Linked DNA regions of Homo sapiens: region 2 is linked to region 1. The links are chromatin contacts, found by Hi-C or POLR2A ChIA-PET in ENCODE. All regions are on one chromosome and are shown on one strand. The core of a region is the stretch at or near the end of the contact, and the rest is flanking DNA. Distances in the headings are between cores, read along the strand shown. Region 1 holds the start of LINC01516 (long intergenic non-protein coding RNA 1516). Region 2 holds the start of GPR158 (G protein-coupled receptor 158).

Region 1 (3,921 bases), core at 598-3,097:
GCTGGGTGTGGTGGCTCACACCTCTAATCCCAGCACTTTCGGAGGCCAAGGTATTTGGATCATTTCAGGTCAGGAGTTGAAGACTAGCCTGACCAACATGGTGAAACCCTGTCTCTACTAAAATACAAATATTAGCCAGGTGTGGTGGTGGGCACCTGTAATCCTGGCTACTCGGGAGGCAGAGGCAAGAGAATGGCTTGAACCCAGGAGGCAGAGGTTGCAGTGAGCCCAGATTGCCCCACTGCTCTTCAGCCTAGGTGATAGAGCGAGACTCCGTCTCAATAAAATTAAAATAAAATTCAAAACTATTACTCCACATCAGGAATTTTATCAGTTATTGTAAAAGAGGGCAGACGAGTGGATTTTCTGGCTCTCTCATGTCACTTCCCTATTTGAGAGCCTTTGCTCATGGGCTTCTAGTCCAACAGTGCAGCCCAGCCTGAAAGGGCTGATCTGACTCCTCCTCTCCTCTCAATCCCATCTCATCCTGCTTCTCTCTCTCTTTCTCTCTTTTTTCTTTTTTTTTTTTTTTTTGAAACAAGGACTTTCTCTGTCCCTCAGGCTGGAGTACAGTGGCACAATCATAGCTTACTGTAGCCTCGAACTCCCAGCCTCAAGCAATCCTCCCACCTCACCCTCCAAGCAGCTGGGACTACAAATGTGAGCCAACATGACCAGCTAATTAAAAAAAAATATTTTGGAGACGGGGATCTCGCTACATTGGCCAGGTTAGTCTTGAACTCCTGGGCTTCAGCGATCCTCCTGCCTTAGCCTCCCAAAGTGCTGGGATTCTAGGCGTGAGTCACTGTACACAGCTCATCCTGTTTCTCACTGCAACCAACACTCACCGTGCTTGCAGAGCATCCCTTGCTGCCTCCCACATCTTTGCCTTTGTTCACAATATTTCTTCTGTTCACCCTTCTCTTCCCCTTTCTATCCATGGATTTCCTGACTCTTCCTTCCCCTCTTGGCCTCCCTATTTTATCCACCACACAATACCCTCTTCAGATTTCTGTCTGAGGACTGATAACACTTCCTCACAGATATTTGTTTAGATCATGAGCTTACCCTGTGACTCTCTGAACTCCTATGATGGATTGCGTGAACTCCTCAGTGCTGGGCCCGTTTGACACAGTCTTTTGGAAAGACACTTAACAACTTCCTGCCTTAGTTTCTTCATCTGTGAAATGGGGATAACAAAAGGATTGTGGAGGAGATAAAGGAAGTGATATGTCTAATAATGCATAATAATAATAAACATAATAATTACTGATATCCATGACATATAACAACAACTTTCCTAATAACTAACACAACATTCACAATGTATCAGGTTCTACTCCAGGGGTTTTACAAATTTAACTCATTTAGTCCTCTGGGTAAGCCTATCAGGTAATTTCTCTTATTACCCCTGTTTACAGATTAGAAACCTGAGGCACAGAGAAGTTAAGGAGTTTTCCCAAGGTCACACAGCTTGTAAGTGATAAAGATGAGGGTTGATTCTGAGTAGTCTGGGCGCCAGAGCCTATGCTCTTAGTCACCAAGCAACACTCCTTCAAATGATCGGTGTTTGTTAATTACCATTAAGTATAAATTGTCTAAAATCTACGATCAAGCTAAGCCTGGAAATTAAAGACCAATGAGCCAATCCACATGGAATACCACTCAGGGGCTGCCTTAAAGATATGAGCCAGCCCTGAGGGTTTCCCTCCTGTCCCCTTACTGACAGGTGGACCAAAAGAAAGGGAAAGAAAACCACATTCCATCTTCACAGAGGTTCCAGTTAGTTCCTAGGCAAACAAGAAATCAAAAGCATCCACAGATGTTGTGTCTACCACCCTGATGCAGAAAGAGCTTAAGGAGAAGCTCTGACAAGGGATAGACAGTTTACTTATGGAAACAAGCAGAAAATTAAATCTGGTCTCTGCCCAGCAAGCATCTCACCTCCCACCATAGCGTCTGGCAGAGAAGTGAGCCAAGGTGGCCCCTGGCGCAGCAAATGTTTGGCACATCCATTTGCACAGGAGGGGGAAGAAGGCGCATTCTCAAACACCCTTCCCATCACCTTTCAGGATCTTAGGTGCCTTCTCTACAGCCATGGCACAAACCTTTACCACTAGGGGGCGGCTAGACATTTCGATTGGCTACCAGGCAAGCGGCCAGCTCAGGACAGGAGCAGTGCTCTGTGAAAGAATGGATTCCTGGTTTGTTCTAAGTACAAACAAGGGGGAAATGCTTCTGCAGGGTTAAATGAGGTTGACACGCTCCCCGCGGCTGACCAGACAGTCCCTCCTAACTCTTACCCACCCTGGGCAGCTCTCTCAGCGCGGTGTGGGGCGGGAGTGGGAGCTGATGGGGGGTGCTCTCTATTCAGACTCTACTTGTTCTAGACTGAGTCACTGGTGGGGGCAGCGGTGTTTGAAAGTGGGCATCACTCTTGGGCTCCCACATTGACTGTAGTTTTACGGAATGTTTGGTGAGTAACTAGTTTTCTAACTTTTCTTTATTTCTCTCATATATTTGTCCATGTTCTTTCCTATGTCATCAAAGAGGATGCCAGGAAAACCCAAAGAAAGGCCCTAGGAGGAAACCAGTATGAGTGCCAAGATGAGCCAGAACCAGGGTGGGGCTGAGAGGCGCCCAGGCAGCTGCTTTCATTGTGCACCTTCCCCTAGTCCCAGCCCCAAATCACCATGGTGACAGATACCCAGCAGCATTGAGAAACAGAGAGCTTTTTGTTTTCTGCCATGCTTTTAACTCCTCACTCCACTTGTCTCCACCTCCACCCTCTTCAGCCTATACAACTTCTTGCTCATTCCTGTGAAGGTATTGGCTGATAAGAAACAATAAGGACTTCCTAAATAGAGGACTTTGGTATAAAAGTAGCTAACATTTATTAAGCGCTTACTATGTGTCAGACACTCTCCTCAATGCTTTGCAGTATTGGCTCACTTAATTCTCTCAACAATGTGGCAAAGAAGGTATTTATTTTACAGATAAGGTAACTGAGGCACAGAGAGGTTATGTAACTTGCCCAAGGTCACACAGTAGATGGGGGAGTCACAATTTGAATCTAGGGAGTTCTTACTCTTAGGCTCACACGTTGCTTGAGATACCAGAGAACATTCAGACATGTGAAACACTGGACTGTGGGCTACCAGGGGGCAGAAAGGGATTGTGATTTGGTGTTCTTAGTTGGCAACCCCCACAATCACAAACGATGTCTATGTGGCAGGCTGGCTGGGGCTGAGAGCTACTGCCTTTGGGTTACATTTGAGCAGATTGCTGTTCTTCTCCTGAATACCTGGTTTGGCATCCTTAGGGTTGGTTTATTATGACCCTAAAGACTGGATTTACTTTGTTTTCTTTTTGTTTTTTTTGAGGTGGAGTCTCACTTTGTCACCCAGGCTGGAGTGCAGCAGCACAATCTTGGCTCACTGCAACCTCCGCCTCCTGGGTTCCAGTGATTCTGCTGCCTCAGCCTCCCAAGTAGCTGGGATGACAGGCGCCCGGCACCACACCCAGCTAATTTTTGTATTTTTAGTAGAGATGAGGTTTTGCCATGTTGGCCAGCTGGTCTCAAACTCCTGACCTCAGGTGATCTGCCTACCTCAGCCTCCCAAAGTGCTGAGAATACAGGCGTGAGCCACGGTGCCCAGCCTGGATTTCCTTCTTATTCTTAATCTGATCTGGCTCCCTCCAGATGATCGTGAGCCCGGGATCAAGAAGCCATACCCTATCCATCTTTGTATTTCCCACAGCTTCCACATCTTGGGCTTAGTAGGTGCTCACAGCACGTTGGCTTATTTAGTCTGTATCAGCCACTTTGAATTATGGGCCATGGCAAAGCTGCCCTTCTGGGACAGGCAAGTGTCATGTCCTGTGGCCGTTGATCCTTCCCTCCCTCCCTTCCTTCCTCCC
Region 2 (3,921 bases), core at 744-3,243, 62 kb after region 1:
ATTTTAAAGAATTGTTAATAAGTTATATAGGTTTTCTAAAAGGATCAATGAATGAGGAAATTATACTTCGGACTTTAGATGGTTAAGTAAATGGAATACCATAGTTTATACTTTGATACATTAAATAAGCAGAAACTCTTTCTGTTATTATTGCCACCCATACTGTGGCAGAGCACTAAACCGGGATGACCTTTACTTAGCATAGGAGCATACATTGCAAAGAAAAATTTAAACAAAAAGTCGGAAATGAACATGAAATCTACTTGTAAGTAAATATAAATCTAATAACCACTCTTTGCATAACTATAAAAACTCATTTGGAGACCAACCACTGCGGTTTGAAAAACTGGTTGCTGTGTCTTCTTCCAAAAACCCTCATCACTGGTGTGTCAGGCAGACTTCTCTTCTTGGGTGAGGAGATTGATTTTTAAGTTAGCTTCATCATCATGATCTTCCCATTCATTCACTAATTTAGCAACTATTTAGCCAGAGCCTACTATGTGCCAGGTAGTGTTCTGGGTGCTCAAGGTACCTCAGTGACCAATGCAGACAAAGATTTTTGCTCTTTTGGAGCTTACATTCCAGTCCTTAAGTATTTTCTCAATAGGAAGGATGACATGAAATAGTACAGTGAATCTAAGCAGTGCCTGCTTAGAATGCCATGAGGGACATTTTTGTTAGTTGGGAATTAAAGTAAGTTGGATATTTTCTATTTGTGTCTTTCTTGGGGAATTTGAAAATAGAGGTGCATATGGAAAGTGGAGCTAGCTGTGCAAAACACTACTTTTCTGGTACCAGTCTACTTTTGGAGTGTCAGAAGACACTTAAATTCTCTAATAAGCGTCAAAACATCAATTAGATTGTGTTAAGAAATTTACCAATAATTTGGGGGACTTGGCATACTTGCTCAGTTCTTCTTTCTTCTGCTGGGATATCCCAACCTTTAGCTAAATAGAAGTCTTAGTTCTTATCTCTCAATTCCAGGAACTCCCAGTCAGGATGATTTCCCTTCTCACTCAACACAGGCTCCTTCTCATTCTCCCAGAGCTCATGAGTCCTCCCCCTTGCTCTCTCCCTTACACATCTTTACTTGCATACATTTTTACACGTTCCCCTCCATTCTGGCCCCCAAGCAGAGATTCCTTAAATATGACTTTTTTTTCTCTCCTTAAAGCACAGCTGGTAGATTTCTCCATTACTCCCTCAGCTAAGATGAGCCTAGACAAGTATGTTTTAATCATTTCTTTAACTGACAACAAGAAAGATGATTTGATAATTTGCCTAAAATGAGCAGATGCTCAGGAGGACACGTCTCCATCCTATGTCCCTTCTGTCTAATTTCACCTAGAAATGAAAACTACTCCCTTCTCCCTCTTTTCCAGGCAAAAGGCTGATTTAACTAAGCATGCAAGACGCCAACACCCTCCCCCTCAGTACGTCCAAGTTTCCTTCGCTCTGAGCCACCGAATCTCTGCTTCTCCCCCCTCTGCCGCCCACCCTACGCCACCCACGCAGGTTTCCGAGTCATCCGGAACGCGAGTGGGTGCGAGGACTCGGCAGGCTGCCTCCCGCGCCCCCGCCGCCCGCGGGCCGCCTCGGGTTCAGCACTGGACAGCTCCCTCCCCGGCCCCACAAATGGCAGTCGGCTGATTGACAGAGGAGCCGACCAAACAGGGAACAAGACGACTTGCAGCCGCCCTACAAGGGTTTGGTTGCGGCCAAGCTGCCTCTTTAAACTGGCTTTCCTCCCCCGAGGAGGGAGCAGGGAGAGAGGGTGGAGTGTGGTTTGCGGCCAAACCTAAAGGCTGCAATTAACCAGCCGCCCGGCCTTCGCTACTCCGGACAGACGAACGTCTTAAAGGACGTCTTCGCTCCTCGGGAGTCGCGGCTGCGCTCGCGGTGCGGGTCTGGGCGCGCGCCCCGCGCCTCCGGGCGAAGCGGTCGAGGAGGAGCCAGTGCCGGGAGGCGGGAACGACCTGCGGCGGGTGAGACTATGGAGCAGCGTCTTCGGCGGCCGCGGCGGCAGCAGCAGCAGCAGCTTCTGAACGCGCCTCAATGAGAGCGGCGGTGGCGGCAGCCGGGCCGAGAGACGGACTCGGGCTGACTCCAGCCGCTGGGAGCGCGAGGCCATGTAACCCGCTCGGCTCCAGGCTGCGAGGTGCGTAATCCCCAGCCGGCCCCTCGCGCAGCGGGCACGGCCAGCGCTGCCACAGGTGACTTGATTTCTGCGACGGTAGCTTAGCCACCCGGGGCCAATCTCGAAACATTCTTATTTTCAAGTCCTTTGGACTGGGTGCCATCTGGAGAAGGGGGAAGACTCCTCGAAAAAGTCTGACTGTTGAGAAACTGACGATCCAAATTTAAAAAGTGATTCCCCCCCCTCCCGTTCCCTCCTCTTCTCTCTGGGAGGCAGATGGGAGCCATGGCTTACCCCTTACTCCTCTGCCTCCTGCTTGCTCAGCTGGGATTGGGAGCTGTTGGCGCCAGCCGCGACCCCCAAGGACGGCCGGATTCCCCTCGAGAGAGGACCCCGAAGGGGAAGCCGCACGCCCAGCAGCCGGGTCGAGCCTCTGCCTCGGACTCCTCGGCTCCCTGGAGCCGCTCCACCGATGGCACCATCTTGGCGCAGAAACTCGCCGAGGAGGTGCCCATGGACGTGGCCTCTTACCTCTACACCGGGGACTCCCACCAGCTGAAGCGAGCCAACTGCTCCGGCCGCTACGAGTTGGCGGGCCTGCCGGGGAAGTGGCCAGCCCTGGCCAGCGCGCACCCCTCCTTGCACCGGGCGCTGGACACACTGACACACGCCACCAACTTCCTCAACGTGATGCTGCAGAGCAATAAGTCGCGGGAGCAGAACTTGCAGGACGACCTGGATTGGTACCAGGCGCTGGTGTGGAGCCTTCTGGAGGGCGAGCCCAGCATCTCCCGGGCGGCCATCACCTTCAGCACCGATTCGCTGTCCGCACCGGCCCCACAGGTCTTCCTCCAGGCCACGCGCGAGGAGAGCCGCATCCTGCTCCAAGACCTGTCCTCCTCCGCACCCCACCTGGCCAACGCCACTCTGGAGACCGAGTGGTTCCACGGCCTCCGGCGCAAGTGGAGGCCCCACTTACACCGCCGCGGCCCCAATCAGGGGCCCCGGGGCCTGGGCCACAGCTGGCGGCGCAAGGACGGGCTCGGCGGGGACAAGAGCCACTTCAAGTGGTCTCCGCCTTATCTGGAGTGCGAGAACGGGAGTTACAAGCCCGGGTGGCTGGTTACTCTTTCCTCTGCCATCTACGGGTTGCAGCCTAACCTGGTCCCGGAATTCAGGTAGGGAGGGCCGGGGGGCAGGGGGGAAGGCAAAAGCGAAGCTTTCCTTCCGGTCTTGTGGGTGGGTGCACGTGTGAGGAAGGAACCCTTGGCTGTGACGCGAACGCTTCTCACCCTCAGAGTAGAGACCCGGGCTGAGGGACACCCCACGCGGGCGCGGGTGCTTGGGGGCAAGAAGCGCCCCACGCCCGTCAGCTTCCGGCGCTCGGCGAAAGCCATTCATTCTCTCGGACCAGTTTCCCCGCACTGGGCGAGGGACAGGCAGCCCTTGGCAGGACGGAGACACCCCCGCTGCTCTGTGCTTCCCTCCAATTGTCCGGAGAGCAGGGAGGGGCGTTCCCCACCGGGGGGCGATGCGACAACTTGGCGAGCGCCGGGTGTGTCCGCGGAGTGGCAAGCCTCAGATGAGAGGCGAAAAGGGAGCAGGAGGAACAGAGAGTTCCTTGTTTCTGCCACTTTGGGGTAGCCTCTGCCTGCTTCCTACGTGTGCAGTTGGGGGCACCGGTCTGTTGTTAGTCAGAGCTTATAATTAAAACTGTGCCATCTCCTCGCAGTTCCGGCCCCTCAGCAGTGAGTCAGTCCCAGCAGCTAGCTGTCTCTGGGATC

Evidence for each region. A loop is a pair of places that touch in the nucleus more often than their neighbours do. ChIA-PET counts read pairs that join two places held with the same protein, here RNA polymerase II (POLR2A). Pooled maps may share reads with other maps.
Region 2: a loop to region 1 is called in a map of mammary epithelial cell, with 3 times the contacts of the local background. The contact joins the promoter of GPR158 here to the promoter of LINC01516 in region 1. A Hi-C loop is called at or near these places in 6 of 168 maps with a recorded cell type or tissue (Caco-2, K562, chondrocyte and 3 more) and 3 of 50 pooled maps. POLR2A ChIA-PET finds 5 or more read pairs at or near these places in 1 of 52 experiments (HEK293T).

What each region holds. Positions count from the first base shown.
Region 1 is chr10:25,111,211-25,115,131 of GRCh38, forward strand. It overlaps LINC01516 (long intergenic non-protein coding RNA 1516), which reads left to right and starts at 1,848. Exons shown (of 8, transcript NR_120649.1): 1 at 1,848-2,476. RefSeq lists a silencer at 2,165-2,214.
Region 2 is chr10:25,173,008-25,176,928 of GRCh38, forward strand. It overlaps GPR158 (G protein-coupled receptor 158), which reads left to right and starts at 1,994. Exons shown (of 11, transcript NM_020752.3): 1 at 1,994-3,315. The coding sequence starts at 2,414. GPR158-AS1 (GPR158 antisense RNA 1) reads right to left here and starts at 3,269. Exons shown (of 2, transcript NR_027333.2): 1 at 2,669-3,269.